Regions from separate parts of the Homo sapiens genome. Here region 1 is linked to region 2. Evidence: read pairs that join two places in POLR2A ChIA-PET (ENCODE). Cell type or tissue: Panc1. All regions are shown on one strand. Region 1 overlaps BCAS3 (BCAS3 microtubule associated cell migration factor). Region 2 overlaps BCAS3 (BCAS3 microtubule associated cell migration factor).

Region 1 (5,000 bases), 160 kb before region 2:
GATCCAGCTGCAATTGTAACATTCCAAGCTCACAAGGCACCAAGTTTTACTAACTATAATTTAACTGGTCCGACTGCTGCAGTCCAAATTCTTGTTTGGATAATCAGCCTTTGTTTGAGTATGTTCAAAAACAGCACAGGCTAGCATTCGCCTCTGGGTATGTCATGTGAGCTGATTACCCTGTGGCTCCCAGTAGCAGAAACTCCTAGACAAGAGGAGGATTATTTTCCTAGTATTACTGTTAAGCTAACATATAATCAGTCCTTTTCCCCCAGTCTCCACATCTCTTTTGCAGCCTCCCTAACCATTTTTTTCCCTTGTCTTTCTTTCTCCTTCTTCTCCTTTTTTTTTTTTTTAAACAATTCAAAAGTCTTCTTTCCAAGTTCAAACAAAGTTTAAAGGTGAAAAGGTCAAAAGCTTCATGGCTGGCGCTGTTTAGAAAGAGGTAGCACTAACGGGGGTCTCCAGCTCAGCATCCACTAAAGGCTCAGGAATCTCATATTTCACTGTACTTCTGTACTACGTAGTCACCTCACAATCTGTTTGGAATGAAATTAAGCCCTTGTTAATAAATTTGAACATAAGAGAATAATAACTCTACCTGCTAAACAAGCACATTCATGCATAAGCAACTCGAGTGGCTCAATCATCTGTCAAATATCGAAATTCTCAAAACTGTACATTTTCATTGAAGGTTACTTGTTTGAGATCTTCCCAGGCTGCCTGTCTGCAAGTCTTAGACTATAACTAGCCAAGAAGGATTCTGGAAACTACACTTATCCGGTCCTTCAGCCTTCACCTGGCCACTCTTTTCAAAGAGACCAAATGAGTTGACACATTTAAAGTGCTTAGGACAGGCGGGGGGCAGACAGCCAGGCGTGGTGGTTCACGCCTATAATCCCAGCACTTTGGAAGACCGAAGTGGGCGGATCATCTTAGGTCAGGAGTTTGAGACCAGCCCGGCCAATGTGGTGAAACCCTGTCTCTACTAAAATACAAAACTTAGCCAGGAGTGGTGGCGTGCGCCTATAGTCCCAGCTACTCGGGAGGCTGAGGAAGGAGAATTGCTTGAACCCAGGAGGTGGAAGTTGCAGTGAGCCGAGATCATGCCACTGCACTCCTCCCTGGGTGACAGAGCGAGACTCCGTCTCAATAAATAAATAAATAAGTAAATAAATAAAGTGCTTAGGACAAAGCCTAGTGCTTTGTGAGGAAATGTGAAGTTGAGAGAAAATGCGAAGCAGTACTATGATTTTTTTTTTTTTTTTTTTTTCTGGAAAAAGCCTGAGCCAGAGGGTATAGTTCTAACAGTCAGTGGGAAGACTGCTGGCTGGAAAAGGCCCTGGCGCAGGACAGGCAGGAATGACTAGCTATAGGTCCATGGGTTGGTGAAATGCTGCACAGTGGGAAATGAAGTGAGCTCTAAGCTGGTCTGGAACTGTAGGTGTTAATCTGCTTCTAGCAGCTCCTGAATTGCTAGAGGGAAGCCCACCAAAGGAGAAGGAAACTCCTCTCCCTGGGAGGGAGGTCTATTGATTTTGCAATTAACAACAGCAAAGAAACACATTCTGAAACTTTTCCTAGAAGGCTCAGAATTTAATCCTATACAACAGTTTAGTATTGAATCTGCAAGGTCTTGGCTGAGATGACAGGTGGAAAACAGAGTACTTCAGACCTGGCTCCAGTCAGAGAGAGGGACAGGAGTAATCAGGAGTAATCACTCTAGGCCAAAATTGCAACCTGCTCAGCAATGGTGTAGGAATGTAGGATTTGAGGAAGGAGAGGAAGGAAGAAGAGAGAGCTGTATCCTAGTACTCAGTGGGAAGCTTAGAAAGTGAGCACTAATGGTTGCAGATTTATCATTTACTTCCCCATTCTGCATTCTTGCTCCATGCATTCTGGGACAGAGGAAGGGGGTTTCTATTGTGAATTTCTGTAACTTCTAATAGTGCTATGTTTAGACCAGTACTAATCTTTAATATCAATGAATGGCACCCTCTACTAGCTTAAATCATTCTGCAATTTAGAACCACTTTTTTTGCTCCATGATGTGGGTACTAAGTGAAAAAAAAAAAAACCAAACCTGATATTAGTAATACTCAATTCACATTAATTAGAATAATGGATGGAATGCCACAGCTGGAAGACCTCTTAAAGAAAGCTCAACTAGACAGGAAAGAGCCTCAGGGGCCAGAACTGAAGCCAGAGAGAGATTCTCCCTGTGCCCTCCATTAACCAAAGCATCTCCTCTTGTATCTGTTTTATAGATTGGGGTCCTGCATAAAATTTTATTAGAAAAAGAGTTCTGTGCTTAGGAAGGTGAATTGAGAAGGGAGGTTTGACGAAGAGCTAGCCTAATCCATGCTTTCATTTTTAAGTAAAAGAAACATGAGACAGGAAGATTGTGACTTATCCAAGGTCCCTCAGTGAATCAGAGACAGGGTTAAGGCAAAAATACCTCTCCAGTCTTCAAGTTCGGTATATGCTTCATCTCCAAATCAAGTCTACTGGCTCCACCTTTCAGGGAAGCCCTTCATTTACTGTGTTTTGATCACAAGACAGCAACTTAAAAAGAAGCATTTCTTAGAAATATTTAGCACAATAACTCAAATTAACAATCATTTTTAGATCTGGACGATGAACCAATACAAGCTTAGTTGATTGGCATCTTTAGTTGTAGAATCACTTCTGCAAAAGCCATTAGCCACAGAGTGTTCTGGGCAGCTCAGATTTTACTACAAACCTGTAAAAGCCTGGGGTCCAAACTCTTCCCTGGGGCTCAAAGGTGTGAAGCTTCCTAAATGAAACTTGGGCATTCAGAACCTTCCCAATCAGCTCTAATCTTTATCACCTCCTTTCCATTATCCCTCAAAGAGTGTTGCTAGATAATATGGAGAGGAGTTTTTTAAAAAAGAAGTATTTTTAGCCCCTTTTTAAGTGGTAACAAAGTTTATCACCCTCCTACTCAAATTAGTCACACAGGTTAGTCCCAAGAGAGCGCAGTCTAGCTACAGATCACTGCAAAGGAATGACTTCATGGAGGCCCAAAACAAACACTTCGGCACATGGTTCCATCTGGAAATATAGTCAAATAGAAGCAAATTCCATGAAATTCCCAACTGATGCCGGCAACATAATTTTGCATCTTACAATACTAGCTCAAGGCTAATGCAGTAGCCTGCTAAATAGATAAGCAACTCTAAAAAGAAAATAGTTAACATAAAGAAAATAATTGAAATAGACAAAGAAAGTTGTTTTAATGGTGATAATAATTATTTCTAATACACACAGTCAGAAGGGTTGAAGAGGCCGACGAAGAGCAATGAGAAGAGAGATCAATCAAGACTACAATAGGATTTGCAAAGAATTTTCTACCATTGTGATTTTTTTTCCTCTTAAGAAAGAGAACACCGGTCCTGGATCCTCAGGATGAAACCCAGAGATGGGTTTTTGAAGATTTTCTTTACTCAAAAGAGGGTTCTCAAAGCAGGACTAGAACATGGACCATGAAGAAGGTTATATTCCAAGGGTCTGCCGAACTGCCATGAATACAACACATATTCCTACCTGGGACTCTGTTTCTCTGTATACAAAAGAAAAACAACCTCCCACCCTGCCAGATAATGATTTTGAGGAAAATTACTCCCCACCCCCCACCTTTTTTTTGGCCAAAATAAAACATTACAATCAGTATCTGTCATTACATGCAACACACGTCTATCCAGAATTAATTGCTTCTAAATTATCTGGGAAACAAAGCACACTACACAGATTAACATATAACCACTGACTTTGTGGAATGCTTTTAAACTCTCCTGATTTCTTTTTCTCTTTCTTTTTTTTTTTTTTTTTTTTTCGGAGTCTTTCACTGTCACCCAGGCTGGAGTGCAGTGGTGTGATCTCGGCTCACTGCAAGCTCTGCCTTCCGGGTTCACGCCATTCTCCTGCCTCAGTCTCCCGAGTAGCTGGGATTACAGGTGCCCACCATCACGCCTAGCTAATTTTTGTATTTTTAGTACAGACGGGGTTTCACCGTATTGGCCAGGCTGGTCTTGAACTCCTGACCTTGTGATCCACCCCCCTCGGCCTCCCAAAGTGCTGGGATTACAGGCATGAGCCACTGTGTCAGGCCTCTTTTCCTTCTTTCTTTGTTTCCTTCTTTCTCTTTCTTTTTTTTTTTTTTTTTTGAGACAGGGTCTCTTCCAGGCTTGAGTGCAGTGGTGCAATCATGGCTCACTGTAGCTTCGATCTCTCAGGCTCAAATGATCCTCCCACTTCAGCCCCCTGAGTAGCTGGGACTACAGGTGTGTGTCACCACACCTGGCTAATGGTAAAATTATTTTGTAGAGACGGTGTCTTGCTATGTTGCCCAGGCTGATCTCAAATTCCTGGGCTCAAGCTGTCTTCCTGCCTCATCCTCCTAAAGTGCTTACAGATGTGATTACAGGTATGAGCCACTGTCTCCAGCCTTGTCATTTCCTTTGAAGGTAGGATTCCTTAATGCCCAGCATGGTTTCTGCATTATGGATTTGGAACTTAAGAAAGGTATGGGTTAAAAACAGCTTTGTACTTCATGGTATGACTTTGAACAAATATCTGAAACTTCTAAAACCGGTTTCTTATCTGTAAAATGGAGATAAAGCAATAAAAAGACACTATCAAGAGAGTAAACAGGCAACCTAAAGAATGAGAGAAAATATTCTCAAACTATGCATCTGACAAAAATCTAATATCCAGAATCTATTTTCAGAAACTTAAATCAACAAGCAAAAAATTAAAAACACTAAAAAATGGGCAAAGGACATGAATAGACACTTCTCAAAACAAGACCTACAAGCAACCAACAAACACATGAAAAAATGCTCATCATCACTCTCATCTGAGAAATGCAAATCAAAAACCACAATCAGATATAATCTCACACCAGTCAGAACGGCTATTATTAAAAAGTCAGGTCAGGTACAGCAGCTCACACCTATAATCCCAGCACTTTGGGAGGC
Region 2 (5,000 bases):
ATATATATTACATGATTTTTTTTTTTTTTTACAAATAATCAACTCGAATGAGAGACTAAATATACAAACTAGTTTAAATGTCTTGTCAATGGTACATTCATGCCTGTGCAAATACTTTATGTAATTGACTTCCCACATGCCTTATTTTTGTCCTGAGTTCTTTTATATTTAATCACATTTCTCTGATTGTGGTGATTAATTCTTAACAAAACATAACTGAAAAGGTTCACAGAGTGTAGCCCTGTGTGAGTCCAAAAGGGCAAAAGCATCATGGTCTTTGGAACAATATTCACATTCCTACTAATCACAGGGAGAAAAATGCTCAGATTGAGGACAGTGATTTCTGATTCAAGTAGTTGTATTCAGCAATGTAAATTAGGCCACAGATAAAGCATTCTGTGTACTTTAAGCTCAAAACCATCAGTGTCACAGAGCCCAGAGGTAAACAGATGCCTGTTCAATTTCACCGAGGCGATGGCCAGATGTTCCTATTCACTCTCCTGTTGTGTGCCGGACAAACACATTGTATATACTTTCACACTGACAGCACACATTACCCCTTTTTCTAATTGAAAAGTTGAAGTGAAGGACAGTGGTTTCTCTGCCAGCATTCCTTGGACAACATTTTGATTTTGGAAAAAACACACATTTGGGGTTTACTTTATCTTCCTAACATTAAGAAAGGATGGACCGCCACATGCCAGGAACTGAAGAATCAACTTCCTTCAAGGAACTTCCTGTGAATATTTTTGGTGTGATGAAATAAATACATGTTACCTAGACACTGCTTGATTTTCCAGTTTACTTTACTTTTGATTTTCCAGACTTTAGTTTTCAGGCTACCCTCCTTGAGAAAGAAATGAAACTACAAATGGCCTCCACATTTTTGAGGCACCTGTCCGATGAAAAGCTGTCAGATTGGTAACCTGAGATAGGTCATTAGCTTCATAAAATGATGTCAGACTTGAGGCAGACATAACAGCATTTGTAATGAAGTCATTTGTAATCCCATCATTTTGACATCTGCCCAAGTATCTTTTATTTCAAAGCCCTTGAGATGAAGACAGCTTCACCTGGCAAGGGGAGGGATGGTCAGTGAAGCTGTTGGAGACTGGGCATGGTGGCTCTTGCCTGTAATCCCAGCACTTTGGGAGGCCAACACAGGAGGATTGCTTGAGCCCAGGAGTTCAAGACCAGCCTAAGCAACATAGGGAGATCCTGTCTCTACATTAAAAAACAAACAAAAAAAACAAATTAGCCAGCATGGTGATGCGTGCCTGCAGTCCCAGCAATGTTGTAGGGCTGGCTTAGAGACCACTAAAAGCAGCATTACATGGGCTTAGGAAAGGAAACCAAGGCACCATCAGAATTTCTGCAGGGTGGAATGTTATATTTCCAATAATGAAAGTATGAACTCAATCTTCGGAAAATGTTGGCTCCACAAAACAAATCCCAAAGATTGCTGAGTGGCTTCACTGTTTCATCAAGGTCAACTTTTATTTTAAACCTGATGAAAATGTGTTCCAAAGAGCCTATTTAAATTCCAAGCTCCTGGCTGGCCACAGTGGCTCACGTCTGTAATCCCAGCACTTTGGGAGGCCAAGAAGGGTGGATTGCTTGAAGTCAGGAGTTCAAGACCAACCTGGCCAACATGGCGAAACCCCTTCTCTACTAAAAATACAAAAATTAGCCAGGCATGGTGGTGCATGCCTGTAATCCCAGCTACTCAAGAAGCTGAGGCATGAGAATCGCTTGAAACCAGGAATTGGAGGTTGCAGTGAGCCAAGGTCGTGTCACTGCACTCCAGCTTGGGTGACAGAGCAAGACTCTGTCTCAAAAATTAATAAATTAATTGATTCCAAGGCCCTAAGGCTTTAAATGGATTGTGTGAAAAATACACAAATTTTATGCCATGTTTATGGAAGCTAACATATATATATATACACACACGTATAATGTATATATAATATGTATATGTACACCTGCAGCAATATTTGTGGAGTAATTTGTAATATGGAAAGACAACTAATTCTTGATAATCCAATAAAGAGTTACCAATTCTCCCCTTTTACCTCTAAGGAAAAGAATAAAAACAGTAAATTTCTGTTTTATTTTACTTTAATACTCTCAATATTTCAGAGTTTTACCTGGGAAAGCCATTCTTCATCTTCCTGTCCACTATGGTCAGAAGCTAAACTGTCGTAAGACCCATGTCGAGTAATGGGCCCAGGACTTCCAGGGGGAACCACTATAGGAGAAAGAAAATAGATTTAAACCACTTCATTCCATGCAGTGGAAAAACAGACGTGGGCACAACCATTTTGGATACTATGGTAATTTATAAGATAAAATATAATACTTTAAAGCAAAAAGGCAATTCAAACAATTATTGAACAAGTAAGAATGAAGTTCTTAGGAATAAGATACTTTAAAAAATATCTACAGAAATTTAGTAATGCCATCTTCTTGCAATAAAAGAAATAAACAACTAACTACATATGCTAATAGCAAAAGTACACTGAAGAGCAGCGACAAATCTATTCATTGGGGGATGACATTAGGATTCTTTAAAAGAGTTTATTTAGTAGCTTCATATAAATGCTAGGCATAAACATGCACACTTAATAGAAAAAATGCTTTCAGTCCTAAAAAAAATTCATTTATCCAGAGAAATACATCATCTTTCTTAGATACCTGAGTAGTTTTCATGATTCTTAAGTGGTATGACATAGTCAAATTACAACAGCCTACTTTTTCATTCAAATAGGAACATTTGCTTAGTAAAACAATACAATGATTCAAAAATATTTACTGAGTTCCTAATATGAACCAGATATTATCTCCTCAAAATCTTAGTCTCTTCTTTGGAAGCTACGACTCACTCACTCTGTCTGTCTCCATGTCTCTAAAGGTATTTTTTTCTTTTTTTCTTCTTTTTTTTTTTAACAGCAGTTTTAGGTTCACAGCAAAGTTGAGCTAAAGATACGGATATTTCCCATATAACCCCCCAACCTCATACATGATTGTATTTAATCTTTTTTTTTTTTTTTTTTTCTTAAGAGATAGGATCTTGCTGTGTTACACATGCTGGATTACAGTGGCATGATCATAGCTCACTGTAACCTCAAACTTCTGGGCTCAAACCATCTTCTCACCTCAGTCTAATAAGTAGCTGAGACTACAGGCATGAGCTACCAATGCCTGCCCAATATTTTCTTCCTTGTAGAGACAGGATCTCACAATGTTGACCAGGCTGGTGTCAAACTCCTGGCCTCAAGTGATCCTCTGGCTTTGGCTCTCAGAGTGCTGGGATTACAGGCATGAACCACCACGCCTGGCCTACCATTTTAATACTCAGAGAAATCAAGCAATGAAGTACTGGGAGGAACAGAGAAAAAGAGGGGAGGTAAGTAGAAAGAAAAGTAAGAAAGTAAGAGATGATCATTAAAGAAGTGTGGAAGAAATAGAAAAGAATGAGAAGCTGAAAACCCTCATAATTTCTACCACCAAAAGACATTTATATATACACATCAACATACAAAAATTTCCTTGAGTTAGATTCCTACATATGAAATCAGAGGATGTAAATATATAAATTTCTTAATATATGTTCCCAGAAAGAGTTATACACTTACCCAAGCAGTGAAAGAGAATGCCAACCTCACTGAGCTCTTGCTAGAACAAGGTAGTATTTTGAAAAACTGTATCTTAGTGAAACAGATACAAATAAAGTAGACAAAGCATAACCTAGGGCAAGATTTTAAAAGACACAGACTCACAAAAAGCTTATCTTAACTTGCTGCAAGAGGAGAAATGCTAATTCAGTGAATTACTCAGCAGAGGCATACACAGTATTAAAGTGTAAGATCTGCAGTAATCAAAACTTTTAGCTGCTAGTTCTTCAAAATCATAGTTCTACAGCCAAGCGGCATGGTGGCATTTGTACAAAACACAAATGATCACAAAAGCATACACCTACATTCTTGTGATGACAAATTATATCAAGAAGAAAAGAATATCACAATAACTATTATTTCAGCATTCTTTTGGAAATAATTGATATACATTGAAAGGCTGATAAGTAATGATATTTTCAAAAGGCTAAGTTATCTTCCCACCACTAAATTCTATATTAATTCTTAATACAGAAGAGAACAAGAGGATCCTTGAAATTCCCACCCCTTAAATACTAGTGAAAAATGTGAATATGGAAAATATGTAGAGGCTGGAAAGCAGATGAGGGCAGAGAAGATTTTAAAGAGGTGAGGTAATATGTTATGCAAATATCTGAAGGAGAGGTGTGACCAAGGGAATGTTAAGTACAAAGATTTTGAGATGTAAACATAAAGGGAATAAGTAACAGCTAGGAGGCCACTGTGGTTGGGTGGGATAAGCCATGTTGTGAGTGGAAGGTTAAGTCAGTAAGGCAAAGGAAGTAGGACCAGCAGATTACTGTGGGCTTTTCCTTTCTTCTTTTTTTTTTTTTTTTTTGGTAATAAAGCTCGAGTAATATGATGGAAAGCAATTAGCAATTTTTAAGTAGAAGTGAGTAACCATGCCTTACGTAACTAGCTAGTACCTAATGTGAATTTCTCCAAAAGTTTATGTTGTGTTTTATATATGCTGAGCCTAGACTAGTACGTGTCACAGAACAAGTACTCAATAAGTATTTACTGGGTGGTTGGAGTTTTGGATTCTGTACTAAGTAAGTAACGGCACTAGAATGGCTGGACACTTATTTATCCATCATCAAAATAGGGATAATATATTATAATGTCTGGGATTAGCTTCAAAATAACCCAGTGCAGGGATGAAGGTGGGAGGTAGAATTACAGATGAAAACAGGATTGGTCATTAGTTGATCATTGTTATAGCTGGCTGATAGGTACATGGAGGCTCACTATACTATTATTTTCTAGTTTTGTGTATGTTTGGAATTTTCCACAGTGAGAAGGGAGAAAGATCCTCTCTGCCCTCATTAACTTTCCAAAGGAAGTAAT

Evidence for each region. Peaks named below come from ENCODE experiments on the same cell type or tissue, not always from the same donor. Only the 100,000 strongest peaks of a DNase experiment are listed, where the experiment ranks them.
Region 1: POLR2A ChIA-PET joins it to region 2 with 7 read pairs; 2 of 35 experiments call an interaction of 5 or more read pairs at or near these places.

Annotation. Positions count from the first base shown.
Region 1 is chr17:61,231,057-61,236,056 of GRCh38, reverse strand. The region is part of intron 22 of BCAS3 (BCAS3 microtubule associated cell migration factor); the gene reads right to left. Among named protein-coding and RNA genes, the nearest start is that of BCAS3-AS1, 98 kb to the right of the region's middle. In Panc1, no CTCF peak of the experiment used is centred here; no DNase peak of the experiment used is centred here; H3K27ac peaks cover 4,804 bases.
Region 2 is chr17:61,072,168-61,077,167 of GRCh38, reverse strand. BCAS3 (BCAS3 microtubule associated cell migration factor) reads right to left here. Exons shown (of 24, transcript NM_017679.5): 20 at 2,148-2,248. All of the region lies in intron 2 of BCAS3-AS1 (BCAS3 antisense RNA 1), which reads left to right. Among named protein-coding and RNA genes, the nearest start is that of BCAS3-AS1, 61 kb to the left of the region's middle. In Panc1, no CTCF peak of the experiment used is centred here; no DNase peak of the experiment used is centred here; H3K27ac peaks cover 480 bases.